Regions from separate parts of the Mus musculus genome. Here region 2 is linked to region 1. The links are chromatin loops, found by intact Hi-C in ENCODE. Cell type or tissue: left cerebral cortex. All regions are shown on one strand.

The links. A loop is a pair of places that touch in the nucleus more often than their neighbours do. Peaks named below come from ENCODE experiments on the same cell type or tissue, not always from the same donor. Only the 100,000 strongest peaks of a DNase experiment are listed, where the experiment ranks them.
Region 2: a loop joins it to region 1, with 3 times the contacts of the local background. A loop is called at or near these places in 3 of 42 quality-filtered maps.

The regions. Positions count from the first base shown.
Region 1 is chr19:60,752,083-60,760,082 of GRCm38, reverse strand. It overlaps Nanos1 (nanos C2HC-type zinc finger 1), which reads right to left and starts at 4,096. Exons shown (of 1, transcript NM_178421.3): 1 at 169-4,096. The coding sequence starts at 3,817. The coding sequence ends at 3,014. In left cerebral cortex, a CTCF peak has its summit at 4,233; DNase peaks (open chromatin) are centred at 3,274 and 4,188; H3K4me3 peaks cover 2,866 bases; H3K27ac peaks cover 1,607 bases.
Region 2 is chr19:60,434,239-60,442,238 of GRCm38, reverse strand. No RefSeq gene overlaps it. Among named protein-coding and RNA genes, the nearest start is that of Prlhr, 30 kb to the left of the region's middle. In left cerebral cortex, a CTCF peak has its summit at 4,212 (motif pointing right); DNase peaks (open chromatin) are centred at 1,846, 2,064, 4,262 and 4,441.

The sequences.
Region 1 (8,000 bases):
TCCAGGTCAGTTTTGGCTGGTGAAACTCTTCATGTTTTTCCCAAAGACACTTTGTCAAAGTTATATTTATAATAGAGGGAATTATATATCAGCTATATTATATTAGAGGGCATGTTATTCAGCAAACTCAAGACAACAAAATTAGCCTGAAATAAAACACATTTCTGATAGTTTTGAAATACATGGTTTTGGTTTAATATATCTAACAAAAGTTATAATCAAAGCCATTTAACTTCTGAAAAGGACTTTATAGGAAAAATAAAGTACAAAAAAGTAAAAAGCCGATAAAACTAGCAAGTTTGGATAGACAAATGCAGGCTAAAGCACAGCACAACCTGTGCCTTTCTGCCCATGGTGAAGCTGTTACAATGCTGTCCCTTTTTGTGGTCTAGCCAGATCCACAGTGCTTTCTTAGGCAGAAGCCAACTTTATCAAAGTGTTATATGAAACTTTGGGTTTTAAGTTTCATTTTTGTCCCTTTAATGGCATTCTAGGGTTTTGTGCATTCTAGGCAAGTGCTCTATCATTGAGCTATACCCATGGCCCTAAACTTGGATGTCTACTGTAAACAATTTTGCAAAACCTTTATAACATTGCATTCCAAGCCTTCCTCTACTTCCTGAGTGTCAGGATTAAAGGATTGGTTATTTTTAGGGCTAAGTTTATTTTCTCTAGAACACTAGAAAAACAAGTACTTTTTCTTTTTTTTTTTTTTTTTTTTGGCTGTACACTTTCAGTATCTGTTAGCTGGGAAACACAGACTTGGCATGGGTTGGAGAACACCATGTGGGATACAGTTTTGTGTGGTCACTACTGTGTGCAAGCACATGGAGGTCAGAGGTCAAGGGTTGCCCTACTCAATCATATTCTCCTTTTCTTCAAACAAGATGTTTCTTTTGAATCTGGGTTTTTCCATACCTGGAGCTAGACTGCCTTGCTAGTGTCCCCAGTGATGCAATCATAGCTACCTTTGGCTTAAATTACCCCAAATCTGCAGATGAATGTGGAGGTCCAACTTCAGACAACCATCTAGCTTATGAGATCATGTTTTTCACTCAGACCTGGAGCCCATCCATGTAGCGTGGCTGGCCTCTGCCTCGTGAGCACTGGGGTTATAGGCATACCACTATTCCCTTATGTAGATGCTGGGGATAGAACTTGGGTCCTTGTGTTTAGAAGCGCTTTTCTGACAGCTGTCTCCCTGTTAATATAACAGCTACTTAGTTTGATATTTTCCAAGAGCCCTCTCAATACCATGGGACAAGAATGCCAGTTTCAGCAGCCTTTAGTTCTGGTAAGATGCCGAAAATTAAAAGTTGGCATTAGGTACATGTGGTCATGGTTCAGCTCATGTGCTTAAATACTGGCACCATACATACGTGCCTTGGGAAATATCTGATGGGATTACAGCAATCTGACTTGATTTTGCTTTTGACATTGAGAATACCTTTTTGAAAAGGCAGATTAGCTAGAGGATGTGAATTTATGTTGACTTGAAAAACTTCACCTCAAAACAAGTAGTATATTTTCTAGCAAAATAACAACGTTTTATTACATTCAGGCCTAGGCCCAGTGAATGTGGGGCTATAACTAACAGGGATAGTTTTCTTCCTTGTGAAGAAAGTCCTCCCTTTTACCAATAGGGCTAACAGCTGTATTTTCACACCAGCCTCTTTTTATACAGAAAGTAAGTTTGCTGTAAAGTTGCTACTTAATACGAAAGGCAGTCTAGCCTAACTCCCAGTATTCCTAGCTAAATCTGACTATTGCAAACATTATATACTTAAACTCTTGGCTGGTATTAGCAGATAGTGGTGTTGATGCATGGCTGAATTTATCTTAATTCACCTTTACCTTTGCCTCTTCTGTCTAGATGGTAGGTAGTTTTGTGCCATATTCCAGCACTCACTATGATAGATTTACAGGAGTACTGGAAAGAGGAACTTTGCATGAAGATCTTTTGGGGTTCTGGAAGCAGACAAGGGTCTCAGTAATAGTGGAACCACCAAGAGGGAGTTAATGAGACAGACTTGAAGTGGTTTATTCTGGCACACCCTCTGTAAATTGAAAGGCAAACAGCCCAGAGTAGAACCTTTTGGAACTCGAGTTATTGCATTATAGTTCCCCATTTTCTATTTAGGAACCCTGAACTTGAGCAATCAAGGTGGGTTAACACTGCTCTAAATAGGTTTCCTCCTTTCTGAGGAGGAAATGTCTTAGCATCAGACACAAAGAATTGGACCATCGGGGTAGTGCATAGAGAAAATGCTAAGCAGGAGTTACTGGGGAGATTAATGGATTCATAATACTGTCACTGTATAAATACACGTCTCTCAAACAGCACCGTTTCCAAATATGTACACGATATGATTAAGCCTTGGCACAGTTAATTTTAAGGATTGGAAAGACTACTTGCTAATTCAGAATATCTGATGCATAAAAGGATAAGGAACTGTATTCTACCTGCTACAGATTGTGCCTTTAAGCCTCCCATCTAGGACAGAAACAAGCCACGAGGAAGAACACCCTCTCAATACTGGGAAGTGCACTAAGTTGCTTTACCTGCAATTAGAATGACAAACTAAAATAAATTAATTGCATCAAACAATAAAAGTCATTTTGCCGACATTCCATACAATTGTTAGTTTTACACTCAGTTCAGAGGCTATTAAAAATACTTTAGACGTTATAAAGTGCCTCCATTCATAAAACGAAACATCCAAGATGAGAGACAATTTCATACGGTTGCGCACCTAAACTAGGCCGACGTATACAGTAAACAGCGCCTCATTCACCGCAACTCAACCGGTGGTACACCCGCTCAGCCCTCACCGTTCTGGATGCGCGTTTTAGAAACTAGGGACAAAATTCAAGATTTCAACGTCAGAGACCGACCACTCCACAAGAAAGTGCTGCGCTCCTGCGGCTTCCGTAAAATCAAGACGACTTCCCAAATTGAGGCAAGGGAGAGGAGCGCAGGTTTCAGGTGTACACAGCTTGATGCAGCCCGCTCCTAGCGCAGCTTCTTGCTGGGCAGGCTGTCCCTGTTGCTGCGCGGCGGCGGGCGGACGGTGGGCGGTGGCACTTTGGAGAGCGGGCAATACTTGATGGTATGTGCGTTGTCGCCGCTGGCGCCGCACAGGGGGCACGTGTAGCGGCGCAAGACCGGGCACAGCACCCGGCCGTCCGGGCCCTTGAGGATGTGTGTGGTGTAGAGCGCCACCGCCTCCTTGTTGTTCCGGCAAAACACACACACCTGAAGCTCCGGTTTCAGCAGACGTGCGGCGGTCGCCCCGGAAGCCGCGTGCAGACGAGGCTCGGCAGCCCACGCAGGGCTTGGCTCTTCGCGCGGCGTCACTTCGGCCGTGGATGCGGCGGCGGCGGTGGTGGAGGCGGTGGGCGCGCAGCCCAGCAGAACCGCGGCGGCGCGCCCTGCAAACGGGTTCAGCTCAGCGAAGCGCTCCTCCAGCAACCCGGGCTCAGCGGGGCCGGCACACAGCTCTAGTGCGCGCAGTTCCAACGCACCGCCCAGGTAGCGGCCCCCGGCCTCCGGCTCTTCGCCGTCATCGTCTTCATCGTCCTCGGGCGGCCCCATCGTGGGCCCCGCCGCCGTGGGCCCGGGCCCCTCATGCGGGGAGCCGCGGTCGCTAGCCCTGGTGATGAGCGTGGCAAGCCCCAGGTAGTCGTTCCAGGAGCTGAAGGGCTGCGGGTGCACCGGGCCCGAGGCGCTCACGTAGCGGGCGCTGGGCACGAGCGCCATAGGCGCGGGGGCGCGGGCGCGGCGGGGCGAGCGTGGCGCCCAAGGGAAAGCCTCCATGGGCCGGCAGCGGGCCGCGCGCCTCCCCGCCGCCGCCGCCGGCAAGGGCCAGACGGAAGGGACGCAGGAGCTTGCCCGCCGGCCTGCCGTGGGGTAGGGCAGCCTTGCTTCCTTTTATCGCTCCCGCTTTCTCCTGTGCCCCTCCTCGCTGTCTCGGCCCTGCCCCCTGCGATCCTCCGCCCGGGCCACTGCGCCCGCGCCCCCGGACGGAGGCGGAGCGGAGGCGGGCGCGCGCTCTTCTCCAGCCCCGCGCGTTTCCTGCGCCCCGTGCGCTGCGCCCACCTCACCAGCTGCGGGGCGCCTGGCATCCTGCGAGGGGGCGGGTGAGGCGCCGCCTCGGGCCCTGGCGCTCAATGGCTGCGGACCTGACTCCGCGGGCGCCGGTCGGGACGCTGATTGGTGGCGATCGGGGAAGGGGCGGGCGGCGCTTGCTGGGAGGGAATGGCTGTGCAGAAAGCGACTGAATGAGGCGGTGGCTGGGGCTTGCTTTTGCACGAGCGTGGAGACCTCAGCCGGTAACCCAGCTTGGGTTTTTGTTTTTGTTTTTTTCACTGCGGGGTATTGAGGATGCCAATGGCACAGATCGCAATGAAGCAACTGGGATGCACTTGCATCCACTTGCAGGTTTGGCTGGACCGGGTTTATGGTTTGAAGCTACCACTTTCCTTTTTATCATCATCAGCAAGAAAAGCTGGGGGAGGCAAGGCTAGGCGCTAGCTCCCATCAGAGCCCAGCTAAAGACCCAGTGACTTCAGTTGGCACAGCGCTCTGGAGCACTTTCCACAGGGTGAAGTCCTCCCACAAACTTTGAGGCTCAGGGAGGAAGCTCACGATTTATATAGTTTATATGGTAGTGAGTAGTGGAGGATCAAAACAGGTCCAACAGGTGTTCAGAAATTGGGGCCGTAGGCTGTTCACTTACTTAGGTTAGGTGGAGGCTACAACTGGGCTAGAAATTCTTACTACGGACCAGTTTGTGTGAAGCTCCTCTTCAGGGTGCTTATATGGAAATCTAGGGTCTGTGGAACTTGAAAAACAGCATATTCAATGCTTTGAAACAGATAACATTTTCTCTTTTTGGTAAAACCCTGGAAAATAAAGGACTTACTAGGAGGGAAAGAAGTAGTCTTGCTCTTCCCTGGAAAAGAAGCAACTTAAAGTGATAAACACCAACAACCTCAAAAAATAATTTGAAACTAGGAAAAGACACCGAGGACTCTTCTGGAATGTGACCTAGGATGAGGGTCAGAAAATGCTCTGCAGAGGAGAGGGCTGATCTAGCTTTCCCACTCTGTACCGTACAGTGTCAATGGAAGCAAGGTGGTAAGACCTCTCCTCTGATGCTGTGAGTTTTCTTTGGGTGGTAGGTCACATTCACATGTTTTGGCTTAGATTTTTTTTTTTTTTTTTTTTTTTACAAACCTACTTCAATAAAGGTTCTTCAACACATCAGGCTACCTTATAGCCTACCAAAGGTAGGGGAGGAAGAACGGTTAATAGGACAAGGGGGTCATGGACCTGTTTAGAAGTAGTTATTCCGACCTTTGTTGTCAGGATATCAGCAGTCCAGTTCAATAGTGTCACCAAACATGAATCAGTAGCTGCAGACCAATCCAGAAGAAACCATGAGGCTCCAACAATGGGCGTGGGTCCATGGAAGTGGCAGGAAGCCGCCAAAATATGAGGGTTTTTTTTTTTTTGTTTTTGCAAGTTACTCTCTATGAAGTCACGAAAAGTGAAGATCAGCAAAGAAATCACGCCAATGTCAGAGCATTGTCAGTGAAGACCGGCATCCGCCAGCAAAGTCCAATGAAGGCCAGTAAGGCAAACCAATGCCACAGTGTGTCTGTTGGGTTATACAAAGGATGCTCAGAATTTGGTTCTGGTTTGGGTTAGGGTTAGAATGAATGTGCGGGTGAAACAGATCACTTGTAAGAGGGATCTTTGGGATCATCTAATTTAGTCTTTACAGGTGAAGAAAATGAGGACACCCCTCCCCCCACAAGAAGAGATGGAGTTCTTGAAGGTCAAACAGTGACTATGTCACGGTTAGAATCAGGACTCAAGGCAGGCGACCACCCTGAACACCACAGCACAGAAGGTTTTTTTAGGCTAAGTTTGTATTTACATCGGTGCGTAGCTGGAAAGAAGTAAGTTGGAATTGTGCGGCTTTGCTTGAGCCTATAGCCTTGTGATTTTTCCACCCAGCCTCTTTGTTCCCTGAAATACAATGACTCTGTGACTTCTTATATAAGAGTAAATGCCTACACCAATAATTTTGGCTTGTTTCTCGACTAGCTCATAACCTGTTCATTGTAGTCTAACTCCTCAGTCTCACGCAACTGTCTCCTTCAGTGTTCTGGGGCGGATCTCCTCATTTATTTTATTCTGTGAATGTCACGTGGCTGCTTATTTCTCAGTTTCATGCATCTGTGTCCTCCAAGTTTGGGGCAAATCTCCCGTGCCTAAATCTTTCCCAGAACTCAACTCTTTTCTTTCTTTCCTTTCTCTCTCTCTCTCTCTCTCTCTCTCTCTCTCTCTCTCTCTCTCTCTCTCTCTCTCTCTCTCTCTCTCTCTTTCTCCCTCCCTCCCTCCCTCCCTCCCTCCCTCCCTCCCTCCCCCCTCCCCCCTCCCCCAATCTCCTACTTCCTGACTCAGCTGATTGGCCATAGGCTTTTTTAAATTGACAATGGGGGCTGGTGAGATGGCTCAGTGGGTAAGAGCACCCGACTGCTCTTCCAGAGGTCTGAAGTTCAAATCCCAGCAACCACATGGTGGCTCACAACCATCTGTAACAAGATCTGACGCCCTCTTCTGGAGTGTCTGAAGACAGCTACAGTGTACTTACATATAATAAATAAATCTTAAAAAAAAAAATTGACAATGATGCTTCCATACATTGCACAAGAGATTCTACATGAGCTCCTGCCTGCAGGGAGCTGTACAGAGCCCACTGGTGACAGGGACAGAACCTGAAGCCAGAAAAGGGCTTCTATTCTGATCAACTGTCAAGTTAGGGCTTGAAGATACATTTCATGTTCTTTCTCATGTCCTAGTTTCCACTGTTTGGTAGAGACCTGAAGCCAGGCAGGGATACTCTGCACTTGACAGTGTAGTTCCTTTTTTAAAGTTTGTGTTGAACTCAAGTTCAAAATCACCCTTTATGCCCACCCCCACCACCCTGCCACCAGCACCAAAAATAAACAAGTCTCCCACAGAAGCCTGGCAGTTTTGCTGACACTGAACTTGAGTTCTTACCACAAGCATGGTGGCCCCCAGAGTGATATGAAGATTATTATTCTATAAATGGAAAATTCCACTCTGTACATCTGTCTATGCAGCCTGCATACCTTCAGTGAATGCAAAGTTTTCAAGTTCTGAAGAAGGAGAATTCTATTCTGAGAAAAACTTCAACAAGCAAAGTTTAAACCTTCTGGTTACTATGTTTGCTTCCTCTAAGACAGGCTGGAGGAAACAAGAAACAGGACTTTTGTGCTTCTCCATATGTTTCTTAGTCCTTGGGTTGAGTGAGAAAAAAGCTTAAAAAAAACCTATTATTGTGTTTTTGTGTGCTCCCCCCCCCCCCGTGTGTGTGTGTGTATGTGTGAGAGGGACAGAGAGAGAGAGAGGCATTGAAGCACAAGTGTGGAGGTCAGAGGACAATTTTCAGGAGTAGCATCATCTACCTTTGAGTGGGTTCCAGGGATTGATCTTAGACTGTGTGAGGCTTGCAAGGAAAGTACTTTTACTTGCTGAGCATCTTGACAGCCCAAGTCTAAAATGTTTATGTGAGTAAGATCAAATGCCTTGTCTAGTTCCTACAGCCTCAGGGCATGGGTGATGGTACAGAGAGGTCCTGGGTGGATGTAGGAGTGTGAGTATCCTGGGACACAACTGCTTCTCACTGCCACCCTTACTCATTCTCAAGTGTTACATAGGCGTTTGGCCCAGAAAGAAAAAGATCATGAAGGCCTTTTATCTATCTATCTATCTATCTATCTATCTATCTATCTATCTATCTATCTATCTATCTATCTAACTTTTTTTTCTTTTTTCTTGGATATTTTCTTTATTTACATTTCTAATCCCTTTTCCCGCCCCCCACTTCCGGGAAATCCCCTGCTTCTATGAGAGTGTTCCTCCATCCACCCACTTCCACCTCCCTACCCTCGATTCCCCTACA
Region 2 (8,000 bases), 320 kb after region 1:
TCCTGGATGTTTTGAGTTAGAATCTTTTTCCATTTTGAATTTTCTTTGATTGTTGTGCCGATGTTCTCTATAGAATCTTCTGCACCTGAGATTCTCTCTTCCATCTCTTGTATTCTGTTGCTGATGCTCGCATCTATGGTTCCAGATTTCTTTCCTAGCGTTTCTATCTCCAGCGTTGCTTTACTTCGGGTTTTCTTTATTGTGTCTACTTCTCTTTTTAGGTCTAGTATGTTTTTGTTCATTTCCATCACCTGTTTGGATGTGTTTTCCTGTTTTTCTTTAAGGACTTCTACCTGTTTGGTTGTGTTTTCCTGTTTTTCTTTCAGGACTTGTAACTCTTTAGCAGTGTTCTCTTGTATTTCTTTAAGTGAGTTATTAAAGTCCTTCTTGATATCCTCTACCTTCTTGATATCATCATGAGATATGCTTTTAAATCTGGGTCTAGCTTTTCGGGTGTGCTGGGGTGCCCAGGACTGGCTGAGGTGGGAGTGCTGGGTTCTGATTATGGTGAGTGGTCTTGGTTTCTGTTAGTAAGATTCTTACGTTTGCCTTTTGCCATCTGGTAATCTCTGGAGTTAGTTGTTAAAGTTGTCTGTGGTTAGAGATTGTTCCTCTGGTGATTCTGTTACCGTCTATCAGCAGATCTCGGAGACTAGCTCTCTCCTCTGAGTTTCAGTGGTCAGAGCACTCTCTGCAGGCAGGCTCTCCTCTTGCAGGGAAGGTGCACAGATATCTGGCTTTCGGACCTGCCTCCTGGCAGAAGATGAAGGCCGAAGAAACAGGGCCTGTACCAGAAGCTGTTAGCTTCTGTAGTCCACACTCTCACCTGCACAGACTAGTCTCAGAGGGATCTGGGAACCAAGATGGCTCCTCCAGGTGCTCTGGCAAAGCCCTTCCGGGAGGGGCGGACACCTCTCCTCTGGCAGGGAAGGTGCCTAGATGTCTGGAGCCCGAAACGGGGTCTGCCTCAGAAGCTCTGTGTCTTCAGCCTGTCCCAGAAGCTGTTAGCTTCTGTAGTCCACACTCTCACCTGCACAGACTAGTCTCGGTGGGATTCGGGAACCAAGATGGCTCTCCCAAATATTATTTCTTAAGAGGCTTTAAAAACTATCAAAGCCCAAAATCCCATCAATAACAAATATGATCAGGCAAGGTCTAGAGTGTAGCTGGATCCCATCAGAAGACCACAGGAAGCCAAATCTCTGTCTACTCCTTAGGTTTCAGGGATTACTGCTATCCAGGGCCAGGGACCCTGAATTAGCCAGGTGTGATGTGTCGGTGACCTTCAGCCTCTGCTATTTCCCTGTATGCCAAAACCTGTACATAAAGAGCACCCTCTTTAGCATTTCCACTTGACAGTGTAAGAAGGGATGGTCCCACAAGCACCTTAATTACTTTATCTGTGGCTGTGTCTGCTGCATTAAAAATGATTTTCCCTAGAGAACAGCATGTTCTGTACTTCAGAGTTCAGTCCTGACTCCTGAACAATGGTTTCCCAGGCAGCCTCAGATTGAATTGGCAAAGTCACTCTTTCTATCAAAGGTAGCCTTGCCCTATGAAGCCCAAGGAGGGGCCTGGAGGAGTTAAGTATGCAGGAAAGTCAACACCCTGATTTAAAAGTTGTGGTCTTGATTCTGTTTGTCTGGGGGCAGATTGGACTGGTGTAATCTGAAGGACAGTTACCAGTTTCTTTTCCCACATCCCTTCCCTTTCTTTCCTTTTCATTAAAGTTATAAATAACCAGCTCACATCTTAATGAAAGGGAGTGGTGTGAAGGACCAGAGGCCTCGGAAGGAAACCTACAGTAATAGCGCAGTTGCTAAGGAACAGGGCTGGACAAGTTAATTTTGTTGGCATAACATCTCCTTGTTATTTAATCTTGTGGCGTATGCATTTCGTCTGTCTGTCACCACATTACCAAAGCCAGAAGAAGCTGCTAATTGCAACACCAAGGTTGCAAACAGACCTGTCCAAACCTTGTGGAGATTTCAACTGTCAGAGTGAGGCCTGAGCTTTGATTTTTGCTTCTAGAGAAACGGGGGAGAAAGCTGGTGAGGGGCCATCCCTTGCTCTCTGCCAGACCAAACACTCACATGCCCAGGAGTGGCTCATTCTGGCTGAATATTAGTCCCTTGGGTTTCTTTTGGAGTGAGCCAATGTTTGGCTTTCACTTTCAAGGATACTGGTTTAATTGGTCTGAAAATGGGGCCTAGGCATGAGAATTTATGGGCCCTAGTGATCCTAGGCTGAGCACTACTCATTTTTAGAACCTTTGTCTTTCCACTGCTGGGTTTCATTCCTATGGTCCCAGAGCCTCTTGGGATTTGTTGTTAGTTTCTCCATCTGCCTCTCTATCTCTCCCTCCCTCTCTCCCTCCCTTCCTCCTTCCCTCCTAGACACACCGTGTATGTGAGAGAGGGAAAGAGAGAGACAGAGACAGAGAGACAGAGAGACAGACACAGAGAGAGACTGAGAGAGAGAGACAGAGAGAGAAGAAAGAGGCTCAGTGGATAAGAGATTTGTAGAGCAAGCATGAAAACCAGAGTTCAGATCTCCAGCACCCACCTATAAAGGTGGATGCAGTGTCGTGTGTCTGTAGCCCCTGAGCTGGAGAAGAGGAGACAAAAGGATCCTTGGGCTTGCTGGCCAGATACCCCAGTTCAATGAGTGCTAAGTTTAGCAAGACACTTGTATCAAAAAATAAGAACAAAAGATAAAGACACAAGACATTGATCTCTAGCCTCAATATGCTTGCATACAAGTATACATGTTCACATGCACGCACACAAACACATGTATCATCTCTTGGCATCTTTACCACAGTTGTATAAAGAGGGCATTACAAAAATCCCACTTAAAAGAGAAACTAGTATTTAAGAGGTTAAGTACCCAGATGCCAATTGCCAATATCTGGGATCTGAACGTGAACCTGATGCCAAAGCATGCCAGTGGCTTCTACTTTCTGCAGGAAACTCACAGAACCACAGATGCAGCTCATCTGCCACCATGGTTAGGGCTAGTCTTGGCTAGAGGATGGAGACACCTGGAGGCAGCAGCTGATCAGTCAAGTTTAGCAGCATGACTTCAGGTCCTGCCTTGAGTAGGAAGTTCATAAACATCCCTGCTGTTACTGTGCATTGAATTCAGGGCCTTATGCACACTAGGAAAGTACTCTACCTGGATTTTACTTTAGCCCTCCAGCTTTCTCTTATCTTGCTCTTGCTGGGCAAGCACTGAGCTATACACCTACTGAACTATATTCCCAGACCAGTCTTAGCTTTTTTTCAAAACCGTGTAGTTACCTTTCCATGGGCTGAGGGACATACCTGCTGCACAGGGCCATTGCTCAGATTAAATAGAATGATACACATAAAACACTTGAGTCAGGTCCTGCCATACACTCAGGGAATGGTGGCTATCATTATCTTCTTCTCAGTGCTAGAGTGCAGAGCTGACTGACTGCCTACTCTTCAGACCCAGGTCTCAGATGTTGGATTCTCTGAGGCTCAAGACTTGCAGACTCGAGTTCAAGAAGTTGACCCTTTGGCTTATACAATCATGCCAAGCCAGCAAAGACTTGTCTCCAGTTATTTTTTTTTTGAAAGAAATTAGGACCCATTAGCTTTCTTTGGGGGAGAGTCTAGTAGATGAAGTGGATTTAACATTTTCTCTCTCACTCTCCTTTGCTTTATTCTGTCTTCAAGGATAGGCTGTTTACTCCAGCTCAGATATACAGGTATTTTAAAAACTGTATGTATGTATGTATGTATGTATGTATGTATGTATGTATGTATGTATGTATGGTGTGTGAGCATTTATAAATGTGTGGTTGTACATGAGTACATATGAGTTTTGTGGTGCATGTGTAAATCAGTTGTTGATGTTTGACATCTTCCTTGGTTTTCTCCACTTACATACTGAGATAGTCCCCCACCCCCACGTTCTCCCCCAACCCTGATGGTTGTGAGCTGCCATGTCCACTGGTCTTTATTGGACTCTGGGGATCAGATCTTCCTCATTTCTTACTCTTCTGTCCTTACGCCTTTGGGGCAGGTCCTTTAACCAACTATTAAAAAACCATAAGGATGGAGAGATGGGTCAGTGGACTATTGAGCTCAATAATTCCAGTGTGGAAAAGTTTCAGATTCAGATCTAGATGATCCAGGCCAGTGATGCTGCAATTTTCAGGTTGGCCTGCAGGTGGAGTAAGAGCACACGACAGGCTCAGACTCCTGGGGATTCATAGACTTATTTACCTCAACAGTCACAGTCATCTCCAAGTTCACTAAGTCTAGTGCCCTGGTGGCTCTCAGGATCCATTTGGTAGTTCATTTACCTAGGCAAGAATATGAACTGAAGAAAAAAGTAGATAGAGATGGTGGGGGACGAGGGGCTGTTTCCCCTCCAGATATTACAAAACAAAAACCAAACCTTTCTCAAGACTTGAAGGAATCTGAGCAGGATCAGCTTCCAGTTGTATCCAAACTGTGTGAGCCTTGATCGCCATCAAGTGACAGACAGAAGTATTTTTCTAGGATGAAATTGCCTCCAGGGGAAAGGCAGAAGAATCTTTCAGTTATCACACTGCTTGAGTTACCGTTTATTCCTCTCAGCGGTGGGGACATTACAAGGATGAGTTGTCAGTGAGACAGTAGATAGCACTGGACAGTAATGGTCTTTGGGTAGTGGACACAGAAATGACACACTCACCATCATGAGGAGCCCTCAGCCCAGTGAATACATCAGAGTGGAATGGACTTATTTACAGAATATGACAAGTGAGGGGGCTTGGGAGATGGATCAGTGCTTGCCTTATGTCTTAGGGTTTTACTGCTGTGAACAGACACCATGACCAAGGAAACTCTTATAAGGACAACATTTAATTGGGGCTGGCTTACAGGTTCAGAGATTTAGTCTGTTATCATCAAGGCAGGAACATGGCAGCATCCAGGCAGGCATGATGCAGGAGAAGCTGAGAGTTCGCCATCTTCGTCTGAAGGCTGCTAGAAGACTGGTTTCCAGGCAGCTAGGATAAGGGTCTTAAAGCCCACACCCGCAGTGACACACCTACTCCATGGCCACACCTTCAAATAATGCCATTCCCTGGGTCAAACATATTCAAACCACTACATTCTACTTCCTGGCTCCCATAGGCTTGTTCAAACACATGTGTTTATGGGGGCCATAACTAGCCATAGCCTCTTACAGTGCCAAGCCTCAGTTGCTCTTCATGACTACTTCATGTCTTCAAAACCAGTACCATCTGGGTGACTCTTGAACATTACCAAGTCCAGCTGCAGCACGAGGTACAACCTTGGCTATTTCAGGAACACAGCTTCTTTGTGCTCACAGAAAACACTTCCCAGATGATTTCACATCAGTGATGCTGGTCTCTTCTCAACCACCACTAATTTCTTAGTTCCAGCTAACCATCATCAATTGTCCCAGAAGTCCTTTCTATTCTGGACTTTAAAGCCAGAGCCATGTGGTTAAAGCTGCCAAGTTCTGCTGCTTTCTGGGTCTGGAACATGCCTCCCCTTATTCTATTACCAGCTGTCTGTTTTCCAACTCCCTCACTGCCTAAGTTTGGCTGTCCTGGAATGTTTTTGTAGATTGACCTTGAACTATGAGATCTTCATGGCTCTGTCACCTGGGATTAAAGGTCTGTACCACCACTCCTGGATTTAAGCTTTTCTTCACCTAAAACTTGCTCTGTCCCAGGCTGGCCTTGAACTCAGAGATCTGTTTGTCATTGTCTCCTGGGATTAAAGGTGTGTACCACCATGTCTGGACCTAAATTATCTGGGTGGGATCTTGCCCCAAAGTCCTACTTCCTTAATCTGTTAATTCCTAGAACATAGGACCCAGCTCCATTCTACTTCCTGGTACCTGTTTAATACTTGAACTATATATTTTATATTTTCCCTTTCTCAGTTTGCTCATTTTCATTAAAATGCTTTTCATAAGAATGAACGTTAGTAACCACACAAAAGAATTTATACTAGGCTCTTTTGAGACTTCCTTTTTCAAAGTAATTAATCTAAATCTTTTCACCTTAGCCTCAGGCAGACTCTGGACAATGGTAAAAAGCAGCCACATTCTTCACTAAGATATCACAAAAACAGTCTCTATGCTACATACTGAAATTCTTCTCTACTGAAACCTCTTGAGCCAGATCTGCACAGTTCAAATTGCTCTCAGTAACAAAGTCTTTTATATTTCTACTAGGATTGCCCACTAAACCCCACTTAAATGATTCCACTGCTTCTCAAATCCAAAATCCCAAATCCACATCCTTCCAAACAAAAGCATAGTCAGACCTATCACAGTATGCCCCAGTCCCTGATACCAATTTCTGTTCGTAGGGTTTTACTGCTGTGAACAGACACCATGACAAAGGCAACTCTTATGATGACAACACTTAATTGGGGCTTACAGGTTCAGAAGTTCAGTCCATTATCATCAAGGCCAGAACATAGCAGCATCCGGACAATCATGGTGCAGGAGGAGCTGAGAGTTCTACATTTTCATCTGAAGGCTGCTAGAAGACTGGCTTCCAGGCAGCTAGGATGGGAGTCTGAAAGCCCACACTAGCAGTGACACACCTACTCCAAGGCTACACCTCCAAATAGTGCCACTTCCTAGGCTGAACATACTCAAACCACTACATCTTATAACCACAAGGACATGATTTTAATCCCTTGAACCCGTTTTTAAAAAGCTGAGCATGATGATGGAGTTAGAATTGCAGAAACATTAGCAGAAAGGTTCCATGGGTCTTATTGGCTAATCAACCTAGCCTACTTGGTAAGTTCTAGGTCAATGAGGGACCATGTCCCAATAAAAGATGGATGGTGTTCTACATGCACATGAACACATGTGCATTTACTCATGCACATGCACACACACATAAAATGTACATCTATATTTATAACTCCTTATATATCTCTCAATATATCTCTCATCTATCTCTATCATCTATCTCTCTATCTCTCTATCTCTCTATCATCTATCTATCTATCTATCTATCTATCTATCTATCTATCTATCTATCTATCTATCTATCTGTCATCTATCATCCATCTACCATCTATCTTATCATTTATATCTATGATCTATCAATTGTCTATTCGTCCACTCAACTATTATCTATATAAAACAAGTATCCTATAGGTATTTTGGAGAGAGCTATTTTTACTTCCCTGATCTTAGAAGACCAGCCCAAAGAAGGCATAGTATACTTACCTGGTGAGTAAATAGACAATGATTTCTTTTAGATTCCCTGCTATGTACTCTATTTCTTCCTATGAACATAGTCCCAGTGCTAAAATTACTATCTGGCACATCTCCGTTTTCTCAATACAACATATATATGTATGTATATATATATGTGTGTGTGTGTGTGTGTATGTGTGTATAATTTTTATATATAATTATATATAATTTTTCTTTCTCTCTGCAGGCCTACAATCTATTTTCCTATCTTGGATTTTAGGATCAATACTTTTCTTTGCCAATGCCAAAAAGTCTTTGCTTGGCCAAATTATCAGATAGTCTCCTAAACCTTTCTATCTCCTTGCAAGAATTTAACTGAACCAGCCTAGCAAGAGCCCTCTCTGATCTACTCATCCTTGGTCTCGGGTCAGATTCTTCCCACTGCTGTTCCCCCCAGGGATGTCTGCTTACATTTGCCTGCCTTCACCAAAACCACAATAGGTTAGAACCTGAGAACTTACTACCTCTTAGGTGTCCTTACCTCTTCCCCACCCAGATTGCTTTTTGACTATCATCTCTGCTGACCCAAGTTGTGCATGGAATTGAGTCCAGTTCTACACTGAGGTCTCTTCTCCCCATTCTGGCATACAGCCTTCATTATATATGTCTTACTGTGTTGCCATCAAGTTATGGTGTTTCTTTGAAACTAACCTTTTTGCCATTAGTGGTTTTGTTTGTTTGTTTGTTTGTTTGTTTGTTTGTGCACACGTAACTCTGTGAGGCAT